3 separate regions of the Homo sapiens genome follow, and regions 1 and 3 are each linked to region 2. The links are chromatin contacts, found by Hi-C or POLR2A ChIA-PET in ENCODE. All regions are on one chromosome and are shown on one strand. Each heading gives the region's core, a stretch centred on a gene start or an enhancer-like site at or near the end of the contact. The rest is flanking DNA. Distances are from core to core; before and after follow the strand shown.

The links. A loop is a pair of places that touch in the nucleus more often than their neighbours do. ChIA-PET counts read pairs that join two places held with the same protein, here RNA polymerase II (POLR2A). Pooled maps may share reads with other maps.
Region 1: a map of CD8-positive, alpha-beta T cell shows a loop between it and region 2 (22-fold over the local background). The contact joins the promoter of ACTR3 here to the promoter of BCL2L11 in region 2. A Hi-C loop is called at or near these places in 2 of 168 maps with a recorded cell type or tissue (CD8-positive, alpha-beta T cell and naive thymus-derived CD4-positive, alpha-beta T cell) and 8 of 50 pooled maps.
Region 3: a loop to region 2 is called in a map of naive thymus-derived CD4-positive, alpha-beta T cell, with 12 times the contacts of the local background. The contact joins the promoter of SLC35F5 here to the promoter of BCL2L11 in region 2. A Hi-C loop is called at or near these places in 1 of 168 maps with a recorded cell type or tissue (naive thymus-derived CD4-positive, alpha-beta T cell) and 7 of 50 pooled maps. POLR2A ChIA-PET finds 5 or more read pairs at or near these places in 1 of 52 experiments (CD4-positive, alpha-beta memory T cell).

The regions. Positions count from the first base shown.
Region 1 is chr2:113,887,618-113,891,520 of GRCh38, forward strand. It overlaps ACTR3 (actin related protein 3), which reads left to right and starts at 2,472. Exons shown (of 12, transcript NM_005721.5): 1 at 2,472-2,706. The coding sequence starts at 2,663. It overlaps ACTR3-AS1 (ACTR3 antisense RNA 1), which reads right to left and starts at 3,375. Exons shown (of 5, transcript NR_110174.1): 1 at 3,276-3,375. It overlaps LOC124906071 (a long non-coding RNA gene), which reads right to left and starts at 2,150. Exons shown (of 3, transcript XR_007087205.1): 1 at 446-2,150. RefSeq lists enhancers at 1,843-2,152, 2,273-2,362, 2,395-3,050, 3,133-3,182, 3,233-3,412 and silencers at 2,443-2,502, 2,743-3,002.
Region 2 is chr2:111,119,464-111,123,201 of GRCh38, forward strand. BCL2L11 (BCL2 like 11) reads left to right here and starts at 1,451. Exons shown (of 4, transcript NM_138621.5): 1 at 1,451-1,725. RefSeq lists enhancers at 656-735, 1,886-2,005 and silencers at 1,016-1,555, 1,889-2,183, 2,976-3,535.
Region 3 is chr2:113,755,206-113,758,900 of GRCh38, forward strand. It overlaps SLC35F5 (solute carrier family 35 member F5), which reads right to left and starts at 1,437. Exons shown (of 16, transcript NM_025181.5): 1 at 1,165-1,437; 2 at 249-339; 3 at 1-101. The coding sequence starts at 1,204. RefSeq lists a silencer at 1,363-1,592 and enhancers at 1,803-1,982, 2,163-2,212.

The sequences.
Region 1 (3,903 bases), core at 1,222-3,721, 2.8 Mb after region 2:
TGACAACTGTGCAAGGCCAGAGTGTGGGCAGCTACCTTGAGGGCCACCGGCATGGGCTGCCCAAGTGACCGAGGGCACTAACCTCTGCTCTCGAAACTTCTTTGGTAGGATCTCTTCACTCCTGACTTACTACTTGTAACTGCTGGAAACAACCATTTATTCTACCCCTACTAAACCACATCTGTCTTTTCTGTCAGAGCCAATCTTCAAGCATATGCTTCCTCAAAAGACTTTAATTACCAGGTAGTAGAAGCGGCAGCAAAGAGTCCCCATCTAGCATCTTCTAAAATGTAGTGGAGAAACCAACGACAACGAATCTGAGACAACCAGTTGTTTGACTTCTCTGAAAACAACCTCTAAAAAAAGCCTTCTCTCGTGAATAGCTGCAGACATGCTGGGCACTAATTGATGATGATGCCCTTTAGTGAGTCTCCTCTGCACATACCTGATTCCATTTGGATGCTGGCCCTCACATACTTCTATCTGCGAACTCCGGAACACAGAATATCATACAATGTATGATTCAATCTGGACTCTGCTGGAGCCATTCTCTACAAAGCAGACACAACTTTTTCTTGCCTAAATCCTTTCAAGTTGCTTTATTTTTATTTTTAAACTAATTACCATAAATCTAATTTATCAAGCTGCTTTTAAGATAAACTTTAAAATGCTTAGAGCAGTCTACAAATTCTTGCACTGTTTCACTCTTCCTTATCTCTCAGTCTTCATCTCCCATTGCATCTTCTCTGACTCTTTCATATGGATCTTCTTTCAATTTGTGGAAGAAGCCAAGCTTGTTCCTGCCTCAGGTCCTTGACACTTGCTGTTCACTCTCCTGGGAGACTCTTCCCCCCATCTTAGCTTTTAAATACCAGCTGGTCAGACTCCTTACCTGCCTTCCACCTTCCTCTCATTCTCCCACTCCTCGCCTTCATTTCTCAGAGTCCTCCGCTCTCTTCTTTCTATTGCTCTTAACACAATTTGTCTGTTTTCCGCTAATCTGTAAACTCTACAAGAGCACTTAACTATTTTGCATCCCACCGAATATTCGGAGTCAGCACAGACCCCGTCATAATAGAGTAGGTAAGCAATGCTTACCTGTCAAATGAATGAATGAAACACCCGATTCATCCCCCAAGCCAGCTTAATACATTAGATGATCTTATGGACTGAATAAGACATCCCTCCTTTTAAAGAATATTTTTGTTTTAGCTTCACATCAGCAAACCCCGAACGGTTCATCCTAAGATAAGCCTGGTAGAGAGGAAAGATACTAACCTTCTAGGGTCCTAAAGTGGAACTAGGAACTTATTAGATATGCACATTCTCAGGCATTATTTCCGATAGCCCAGTCAGAGAATTCTGGGGGTATGGCCCAGCAATCTGTTTTAACAAACCTTTCAGGTAATTCTGATACACACTAAAGTTTGAAAGGTTTCTTTAAGGCTTTCCAGTTTTCTTTTCTTTTTTGGAGGGATGGGGGGGGGTCTCCCCATGTTGCCCAGGCTGGTCTCGAACTCCTAGCCTCAAGCTATCCTATCCTCCCACCTCGGCCTTCCAAAGCATTGAAATTACAGGCATGACCCACTGCGGCTCGCCTCCGTTTCTAACTTAAAAAAATTTTCTTTGGAGGGGAGCCTTAATCCTTTCTATTATCCTGCTAGTAGAATCTTACTACTCCTGAGGGTAATCTTTGTCATAATCCAAAAGCCTTGAATAAAGGCCTATTTGTATAGTTATGCAGAATATATTCCTGGGAGGTTTGCCTTCCTAGGAGCACAGGTCGGCCCTGGGAGGTGGGGGTTGGGGGGCAGGGCTGCATTCTAAAGTCCTGTAACAACGCACAAGTACAACTGAATAGAACTCGGAACAAAGGCATCAGGGCCACGGTGCAAGTCTTTGTTCATCCGTTCCCCGACTGCTCACCCTGTCTGATACCGCTCTTTTCCACCCAGAAAAGCAGCCACTCAAGTTTTAAGAATGGATGTATGCCGCGGACGTTTTCGATTAGGCCGTTTTCTCTCAGGCACTGGAGGATATTCGTGGCTGCAGGAGGCGCTTCCACCCTTTCCTCAACCTAGCAAAGAAGTAACTGAAACTAACCCAAGGGTTACAACCGAAAAGCCCCTTCCAGCTTCAGAAGCAGAACTGGAAGCTCGGATAGACTTCTCCGCCTCTACACTCCTGGAAAACCCGCAGTGGATTTCACCAACTTCAGGATCGGAGCCCAGGCAGGCGAACGTACCTTATTGCGCATGCTCGCTAGCCCCTCCCGCTCGGAGCGGAAGGGGGAGCGCTGGGGGCCTGGGCCTGGCCTGGCCGGGGCGTCGGCACCGGCGGCCATCTTGGCTTCCCGGGGAAAGGCGGCGTGAGGGGAAGAAGTTGTAGGGTGGGGGCAGGAGTGAGGAGGAGGGAAGAGAGAGGGGGAGGAGGCCGCGGCGGGGCAGGGCGGGGACTGCCTGCCTGCCTGGGTTGCGGAAGTGATAGCCGCCGACCGAGCCTGCTGCTTTCTTGCTACTGCTTCGGCTTCCCGGCTACCCCCCGGACGGTGAAGGCGGCCCAGCTGTGGATGGTCAGATAGCCCTTGTCTCCCGCCGCCAATCTCTGGCCCCTAGCAGCACGGAGCAGACGGCGGCAGCAGCAGCAGCAGGCGAGGAGGAAGATGGCGGGACGGCTGCCGGCCTGTGTGGTGGACTGTGGCACGGGGTAAGGGGGCTTACGGGCGGGGGTGGGGAAACTGAGGCGGAGGAAGGAAGATGGCGGGGGAGGGAGGAGGCCGGGAAATGAATGGTGCGGCGAGGTGCCGCCGCCGGCTGTCAGTCCTAGACCCGCCGGCCAGCGAGGGGTGGGGCCCGCAGCCAGGGCCTCGCGGGTCCCCTCGTTTCTCCCTCCTGGGACTGGGGCGGGGGCGCGGGCCCGAGATTCAACCCCCAACCCTCCCAGCGGCTTTCTCCGCGCGACCCCTCCCGGCCCTTCCCCCACTACGGTGGGCAGCGCCGCCCAAAGGGCGCTGGGGACGGTCGTCTTGGGGGTGGTCCCCGGGCCCGACCCATCCGGCTTTCCTTTCCCTCCGCGCCCGTTTTTGCCAGTCGGTTTGGGGACCCAGGGGCCGAGCTCGGGGACTGGCCTGGCAGGGGAGCTAGAAAAGAGAAGCGCTCCTGGTAGGTTTGACAAGATCGCTGTGACAACATTCTGCCCAGGGTGTGGGTGGGGAAAGGGAAGAATCGGACTCTGAAAATGGGAACCTACAGTGGGGCTTTCATTTGACCACCCACCTTCTCCTTTCGACTCCTGGTCATTTCCATCTCCCTCTGCGTTTTAACCGGTGAACCAAGTCACATTTTAATTCGAGGGAGAAAGATGTCATGTGTTACTTCTGTAGCCTCAAAAAAGTCCCCCAGTGAGCAAGCGCGCTGCAACTTCCTTAGTTTTGTCAAAGCCGCTTCCTGCTTTCAGTCTTTTATACCCTTATAAGGTAGTTTTTAGTTTCCAACCTGAGCACATCTTACTAGAACTTTTAAGCAGGTTTTAAAGAGACTGAATTACCGGTGCTTGGTGTCCATTTATATGACTTAAAAAAATGTACTTATGTTTCATGGAGTGGGGGAAAGGAAGCACCCTGGAAAATAAACTAATTTAAGTTGTATTCGTTCATTCTGTGATGGTATCTTGAAGGAAGCAGGAAGGTATAGAGGTATATAGGAGGGTGTTTAAGTTGCAAATAGTTACTCGTAGATATGTAGGGTAGTTTGCGAAAATGTAGAGTGGCTTTAAAGTGTGGTCGTTCATTTTGTATTAATAGACGTTTTAGAGAGTTGTACCACACTCATAACTGCATAGAGAATAGACTACCCTTATTTTTATGTAGAATCACTGCTTCAGGATGACATATAGGAAAGTGGT
Region 2 (3,738 bases), core at 201-2,700:
TGGGGCTGCGCTGTGTCCCACTGACGTTACAGAAGCGCTTATGAATTTAAAAACTGCTCCAGGCGGCCGGACGGCGGGACAACGCCTCCTCACTTGCTCCTCTACGGCAAGGCCCCTTCCTTCTCCCTGCCGGCTGCGGTGGTGTGTAGGGTGGTCCCTTTACAGAGTTTCCTTAATCCATCTAGCCTGACCTCACCTGCGGGATGTTCCATTTCCCGATCCACCTCCCACACCCCCGCTGCAGTTGTCTAGAAGCTGGGGCTGGGGAACTGAGGCGCGGGAGGAGCAGACAGGAGGGCCGGGGTTGGGGCGCCAGCCACGCGTTGGGAGAGCAGACCCGGGTGCAGACTCAGAGGACTGGAGAGGCGGCATGGAGTTTGGTCTCCTGGGAGGTAGAGTGAGGTGCTGCGGACTCCAGGGAGGAAAGGGATGGGTGGGGAGGCGGGAGGGGAGGAGGGACGGGGTATTTTGCGCTCCCGCACCGCGGCCCGAACTCAGCTGTTCTGCCTTCACTGGCCTCAGCCAGTCGAGGGAGCTCCTACGAGGTTATCTGCGAGCCCAGCAAATCTTGGGGGTCCTAGCCAAATGCAGTGCGCAACGTTCTCTCTCACTTGGAGGCCGCCATTCACCTCGTTTTTTTTTTTCCTAAAAGGATTTTTTTTTCTGAGTGCTTTTTTCATTTCCCTATTTTACCTGCTTTGCACATGCCTCCCGCCCTCACCCGGGAGGCGGCGAAGACGCCCACTGGGACCGCGCCTGGCCGTTTTCTGGGCGCGTCCTGCCCCCACGGCCTCTGTCTCTTAGGGCGACTGGGCGCGGAAGAAAAGCTGGAGAGCCCCTGCGGGGTGGCAGGAGGAGGGTGCCTGAGTCCCGCGAGAGGCCCGGGCGAGGAAGATGCGCAGCCTGCTGATCCGCGTCCCGCCCGGCGCCAGGGACCCTCAGAGGGAGGAGAGCTCAAAGACCTCGCCCCGCGCCTTCGCGAGGACCAACCCAGTCCCCGCGCCTGCCCCAGAGCGGCTTAGAAACTCAGGGCACAGTGAGAGCGCAGGGCGCCTCCCGAGGCTTCACACCGCCGGCCGGGCCAGCGGAGGCTGTGACCGGAGCGCCCCCTCTGTGCCGCGCACGCCGCGGCCGCCGCCGGGTTGGGGTAGGTGAGCGGGAGGCTAGGGTACACTTCGGGGTGGGGGATGGGCGCGCACATGGCCGCCAGCAGGCAGAGTTACTCCGGTAAACACGCCAGGGACGGCGGCGCGCGCGGGAGGCAACCCAGCGGGGCAACCCCCGCCTTTACCTGTCCGAGCCTGCACGCGCCGGCGGCCGCGGCGCCGAGGGGGGCGGAGCTTGCCAGCCCGCGCGCCGGGGCGGGACCTAGCGGGGGCGGGGTCCGCAGTGATTGGGCGTAGGAGCGGGGCCGCCAGCCAGAGCTGGGCTGCAGGGCCGCGCAGGTTTCACTTCGCTCCGCGCAGCCGCCTGGTCTGCAGTTTGTTGGAGCTCTGCGTCCAGCGCCGCTGCCGCTGCCGCCGCCGCCGCCGCCGCCGCCGCCGCCGCCGCCGCCGCCACTACCACCACTTGATTCTTGCAGCCACCCTGCGAACCCTGCCACACTGCGATCGCATCATCGCGGTATTCGGTTCGCTGCGTTCCCGCCGCCACCGCCTCGGCGCCCTTTCTTGGCCCTTGTTCCCCCAAATGTCTGACTCTGACTCTCGGACTGAGAAACGCAAGGTAAATACCTCCAAATCCCGGGGCGCGGGCCTGGCACCGAAGGAAGACTAGCGCTGGAGCCCGAACGGCACCACCTACTGCCCGCTTCCCGTGCACGTGCGAGCGGAGACGCTTGCATCGGCGCCGCTTGTCGCCGGCGGGAGGTGGGGATCCGTGTGGATCGGGTTCCCTCTCGGGCAGGTTCTCTTTAAAGAAAAGTCGTTCACGCGGAACCTGCAGGCTCTTGGCCGAAGTGCGGCTTGGGACGGGATGCTGCGCGCGGGCCTGGTGAAGGGTCGTAGGTCCGGGCAGGAGGAGAGGCAGCGCGTGCCTTTCGGCGCCGGCCCGGGAGCTGAGGACCTGCTCGTAGTATCGGGCTGTGCGCCCAGCTGGAAAGTCTCGCCGCCGGCTCCGGCGCCCTCAGAGTAGCGGCCGCGCAGTGTGAGGGTGTTTCGTGTCTTGGTTTTTTGGGGCGCGTGGGCCTGTTGCGGAGGATTTGCGGAACTGCGGTGGTGATTTAACTGACGAGACACGGCTTTTCCTTTTACTCATTCAGGCCAAGGTTTCGGGGCCACTGCTGCGTTCGCTTTCTCAAGCGTACCTGGGGCCCCTGCTTGCTCTGCAGGAGTCCTGCGGCCTGTGCCATCCGCACGATTCCCTGGCAGCGAGAAATCTAGGTCCTCCCCTGACCACCTGGACCGCGCAGGGGACTAGTCGCGGCCGGCAGAACCTGCTCGGTCCCTGGGCCGGGCTATCTTAGCGGCTCACGCATGCCCGAGCACACCCGACCCGGTTCGCGGTGCAGGCTGGCGGCGCCGTGCCCTCTGGGACCTGTTGCCCCAGGGTTGGCGCTGCTGGTGGAGGGCCCGACGGACGCCAGGGCGGAGGGTGTGAATTTACTCGATGGTCGCGGACGTGCGCGTCCGCGGCCAGGGGTGGCTCTTCGGCTTTGACTCGTGTCTGCGGCGCACCAGGAGAGAGAGGAAGTTGTTGGAGGAGAATAGTTGCCACAGCCAGGGCGGTGACGGCCGTTAGGGTCTGCCCCCGACGGGCCAAAACAAGGACAAGTGGCGAGGACTGGGCCTGGGGATGGCCCTGCGGGTCCGGGCGCGGCGCAAGTCCTGCTTTGTCTCCAGGTGACTGGCTGTCCAGGACGGCGGGAGCTGCTAAGGCTTGTGTCCGGAAGGAGCACAGGGATGGGCAGGGTGGCCGGGCCAGCCGGCCCTCAAATCCTCCGACGAAGCGGCAGCCGCCACGACCACGGCCAGAGCAGCGCTCGGAGGCGAGTTTGTCAACAATCGCCTCGCCTTTGGCGGCCTGACCCGTAGGCGCCGCCCCCACCGCGGCTGCCGATTGGCTGCGGCGCGGAGCGACCGCGCGCGGACCAATTGGGAACGCGGGCACCCGGCGCCAGCGGCGCGGGGAGGTCGGCGGTGCCGGCGGCGGCGGGCGCAGAGCGCGAGGGGAGGAGCGGGAGGAGGCGGAGGATGTTCCCGGCGGCTGCGGCCGGGGCAGCGCGGGCCAGAGGCGCGGCGTGCGGAGCCCTCGGCTGCCCGGCGGAGCGCGGCGGCGGGCTGGCGGGAAGGCGCGGGCTTTGCGCTGCGCCGGGGACTCTGAACCCGAGTCCCGGGCTTTGTCTCCTGCGCTGCTTTCGTGGTGACGGTCAGGGGGCGCCCGGTCGGCGAAGGGCGCGGGCCGGACGCCGCGGGGCTTGGTCCCTGGCCCGGACGCTGCGCTCTGAAGGGAAGGCGCGGACGTGAGTTTCGGTGTGATTGCCTTCTGAGGGGAGGGTCTGTGGGATGAAGGCGGCGCGGCGCGCACCGGTGTCGCCTAGCCTGCGGACCTAGTTGTAGACCTTGCAGGCGTTCGCTTCGTCGCCCTCCGCCGCCCCCTCCCCATTTAGAGATGTGCACCTCACGGTGTGCACCTCAGAGAAGTTCTGTCTGATTCGGTGCGGCGTGCGGTACGGGAGCGGGAGGGAGGGAGCACGGGCGGAGAGAGCGCCAGAGCCGGGCCGAGCCGCGCTGGAGTTAC
Region 3 (3,695 bases), core at 187-2,686, 2.6 Mb after region 2:
GCAGAAGAATAACAATCCCAAGAGCCATTCGCCTGCGCTGAGTGAAACCACTGTTCTGGGAATTCATTCGGTTCATGACAAATACACACACCATTTGCAGTCTGTTTTTTAGAAAATACAGATCACATTAGAGATGATTTTAGAAAAACAACCATTAAAAATGAGAACATTAGTATAACAGAAACATTTGACTTTTGTTAGCTAATGTTCAGTGTGAAAGTTACATAGAGGATAAACGTGGAATCTACCTTGTCTTAAGAGCCCTTCTGAGATCCTCAAGAGCAATGCCGGAAAACTTGGCAGATCTCAGTCTAAAAGGAGGTGAAGAACTCAGCACCCCTAAAAACAACCATGAAATTATGCTATGAAAACGTGAATAACTCAAGGTAAGATTCATCACATCGTTTTTTACTCTTCATCTTCAAACTCAAAGCAAATCAATGAAAAGGACCAAAATGTGTTAAACATACTTGCCACCTTTCTCAGTACTTTCATGGTATCCACTGCACGCTTCAGATTATACTTAGAGAGATACGCGATACGGGGCGGGCAGGGAGGGGGAGTAATATACAACATACGGCACATTTAAGAACAGTTAACTACCAGAAAATAGCTTCTCTGAGTTTCACAAATACGGAACTCCATTCACCTCTCCATCCAGAGGAATCCATCCCTGGGGACAGCGTCTAGACACTGTTTCTAAAAGTGTCTTTTCTGTCCCTGATCTGCTGGAGTGGAATTTGGTTATCGGAGAGTAAGTGATTTGCTGTGGGTCTTGAAGGCACCTTTCCAATCTCTTCAAGTGGTAAAAGAAAAGGATTCTCCATGCTCCTCCACCCACCTCTATCAAAACATCCAGTCATTTTAAAAGAAACAGCTGGGAAAAGAAATCATCCTTCTGTTTTGGAGCGGGGAAGACAGTTAAGGCAGCGACGCCTCCCCGGGGAGCCGAGGCGAGGGCGCACGCACGGCTTCCTCAATTGCCAGCGGTGGGCGCAGGGCTCCGGCGCCCCTGTCAGCTCCCGCTCCCTCCGCCCCTAGAGACCTTCACGGTTTCGGTCAAGGCGCTCCTGCTGCCACCGAGGGCAGGAGGTGGTGCTGCTGGTGGGCACTCCGTCCCGGTTTGGGCTCCGGTGATGTCGGGGCCCTTCCCTGCCTGCCTACCTGGCCTTCCTGCCCCGCGATGGCGTCGTGGCGGCACCATGAGCGGACCGGTCAGGCCCCGCAGCCGCCCAGCGCCACGGCCGCGGCCTCGGACTCACAGAGCTGTCACCGCGCCTGACATCGCGCCGCACTGGAGGCCCAGCTCCTGAAGACGCGGTGCCCCTCAGGGAGAGGCTCCCGACACCACCCAACTCCACTCGGCCCAGGAGGGCGTGGAGCGGGTGAGGGGAAGGGACGGCACAGTCAGCTATGGCCGCGGAGGCCCGGAGATCTGCTCTGGCCCCGGCCCCGCCCCCGGCTTGCCCTCCGCGCGGCCCCGCCCCCAGTCCCCAGCCCGGAAGCGGTGGCGCGCGGGTGACGTCATAGGGGCGCGACGGCGGACTGCGCGCGGTCGCGTATGCAGCGAGGCTTGGCGGAGCTAGGGGAAGTAATGCGAGGCTCTGGTCGCCGAGCGAGGGCTCGCGGCGGCGAGGCGAAAGAAGAGAGAAGATAGGAAGAAGGGAAGTAGGGCGAGGTGGAGGAAGAAGAGGAAAGCGAGCGTGGGTGTCTGGGGCAGAGCAAAGGACGAGGGAGTGGCTAAACCTCCGCCCGCCTTAGAACGAAAGCTGGCCGTTCCGTTTCACAAACTGCGAACCTGAAACTTCGGATATCCCTTTCTCGATGACAGCCGAAACGCAAAGTGGCTTAGAGTACTTTTGATTCTTGAAACCTTTTGTATATAAACAAGATCTCAGCTCTAGGAGTTACAACCTACATCCTAGGCCAAGCTACTTCAACTTCTCTGGTCCTCGGTTTCCTTGTCTACGATAATGATAGTACCTGCCACATTGGTTTTTTGTGTGTATGCTAGGATTGCATGAGTTTACATATGTGAAGGACGTAGATCAATTCATGGCACATAATAAGAACCTCACAGACGTCAGCAATTTTTTGTTCGTTCGTTTGTTTTGAGACAGGGTCTTTCTCTGCCACCCAGGCTGCAGTGCAGTGGCACAATCACAGCTCACTGCAACCTCTGCTTCCCGGGCTCAAGCGATTCTCCAGCCTCAGCTTCCAGTGTAGCCGGGACTACAGGCGCAAGCCACCAATGCCCGGCTAATTTTTATATTTTTTAGTAGAGACAGGGTTTCGCCATGTTGGCCAGGCTGGTCTCGTACTCCTAGTCTTAAGTGATCCGCCCGCCTCGACCTCCCGAAGTGCTGGAATTACAGGCATGAGCCCTGCCAAATGTTGGCAGTTATTAAACTGTATAGATTTGTTCCTTAAATATTTTGACTATTCCATGAGAAAGGTTTGTCCAGCATCTTGATTTCTATCTACAAAACAAAAACAAGACTAAAGGGTTCAGTAATTTAACATCTTGGTCAGATGGCGTGAAGAAATTAAATTTTCTTACTCCTATAGTCGCGATGTAGTGTACCTCTTACCTTTTAAGTCTCGTTTCAGTGAAGTTGAATGCATATTCTAGCAACTAATAAAACAATACCAATGAACATTTTTTAATTGATCGAATCAGTTTCAAACTATCAGCATCAAACACCTCTAATAAGTCATTCAGAAACCTATTGTGCAGAGTAAAAAAAAAAACCAACCAGGCCGGTCGCGGTGGCTCATGCCTGTAATCCCAGCACTTTGGGAGGCCGAGGCAGGTGGATCACGAGGTCAGGAGATGGAGACCATCCTGGCTAACACGGTGAAACCCCGTCTCTATTAAAAAAATGCAAAAAATTAGGCGGGGGTGGTGGCGGGCGCCTGTAGTCCCAGCTACTCGGGAGGCTGAGGCAGGAGAATGGCGTGAACCCGGGAGGCGGAGCTTGCAGTGAGCCGAGATCGCGCCACTGCACTCCAGCCTGGGCAACAGAGCGAGACTCCGTCTCAAAATAAATAAATAAATAAATAAATCCTTAACCAACTACTTGGTATTACTACTTAGGGGAAATTTGGTTGCAGACATTAATCACATTAGTCTGGCACCAGTTTGTTTTTTATTTCATTAGCATTCTTTAGGGTATCAGCCCATAATACGCCTAAGAATTCTTTATGCTACATATTTGATGTATAGTCTTAAAAAATAAGAGCATTATAAATCTCTCTCAGAATCTAAGAGTCAGGAAAGCTGGATACCAATGCTTTATCTGACTACAACTTGTTATGTAATCCTGAGGATCATTCCACTCTCTACTGTGCCTTAGTTTCTTCTATAAATATGGGTTTCTGAATTAAAATATTGTAAATGATAGTACTTTGTTAAGTTACCATTATTACCACCTGTTTCCAGACCATCTGTTAAAGGACAAGCTGTGGATATTCTTGTAACGGATAAAGTAATTCTGGCAGACTGTCTTCAGCGAGTCTCAAAACATAGTTCAACTTCCATTAATGTCTTTTCCCTGGGTTCTTTAAGGGAAATTCCACTGGACTGCTGTAACATAGGCCCTAGTGTGTTTCTGTGCTTTGGCACCATCCTGAGCATCTCAGGCATTCCTTTTTTCATCCTTATTTCTCTGTGTTACCCAAGGCTAAATCTTCAG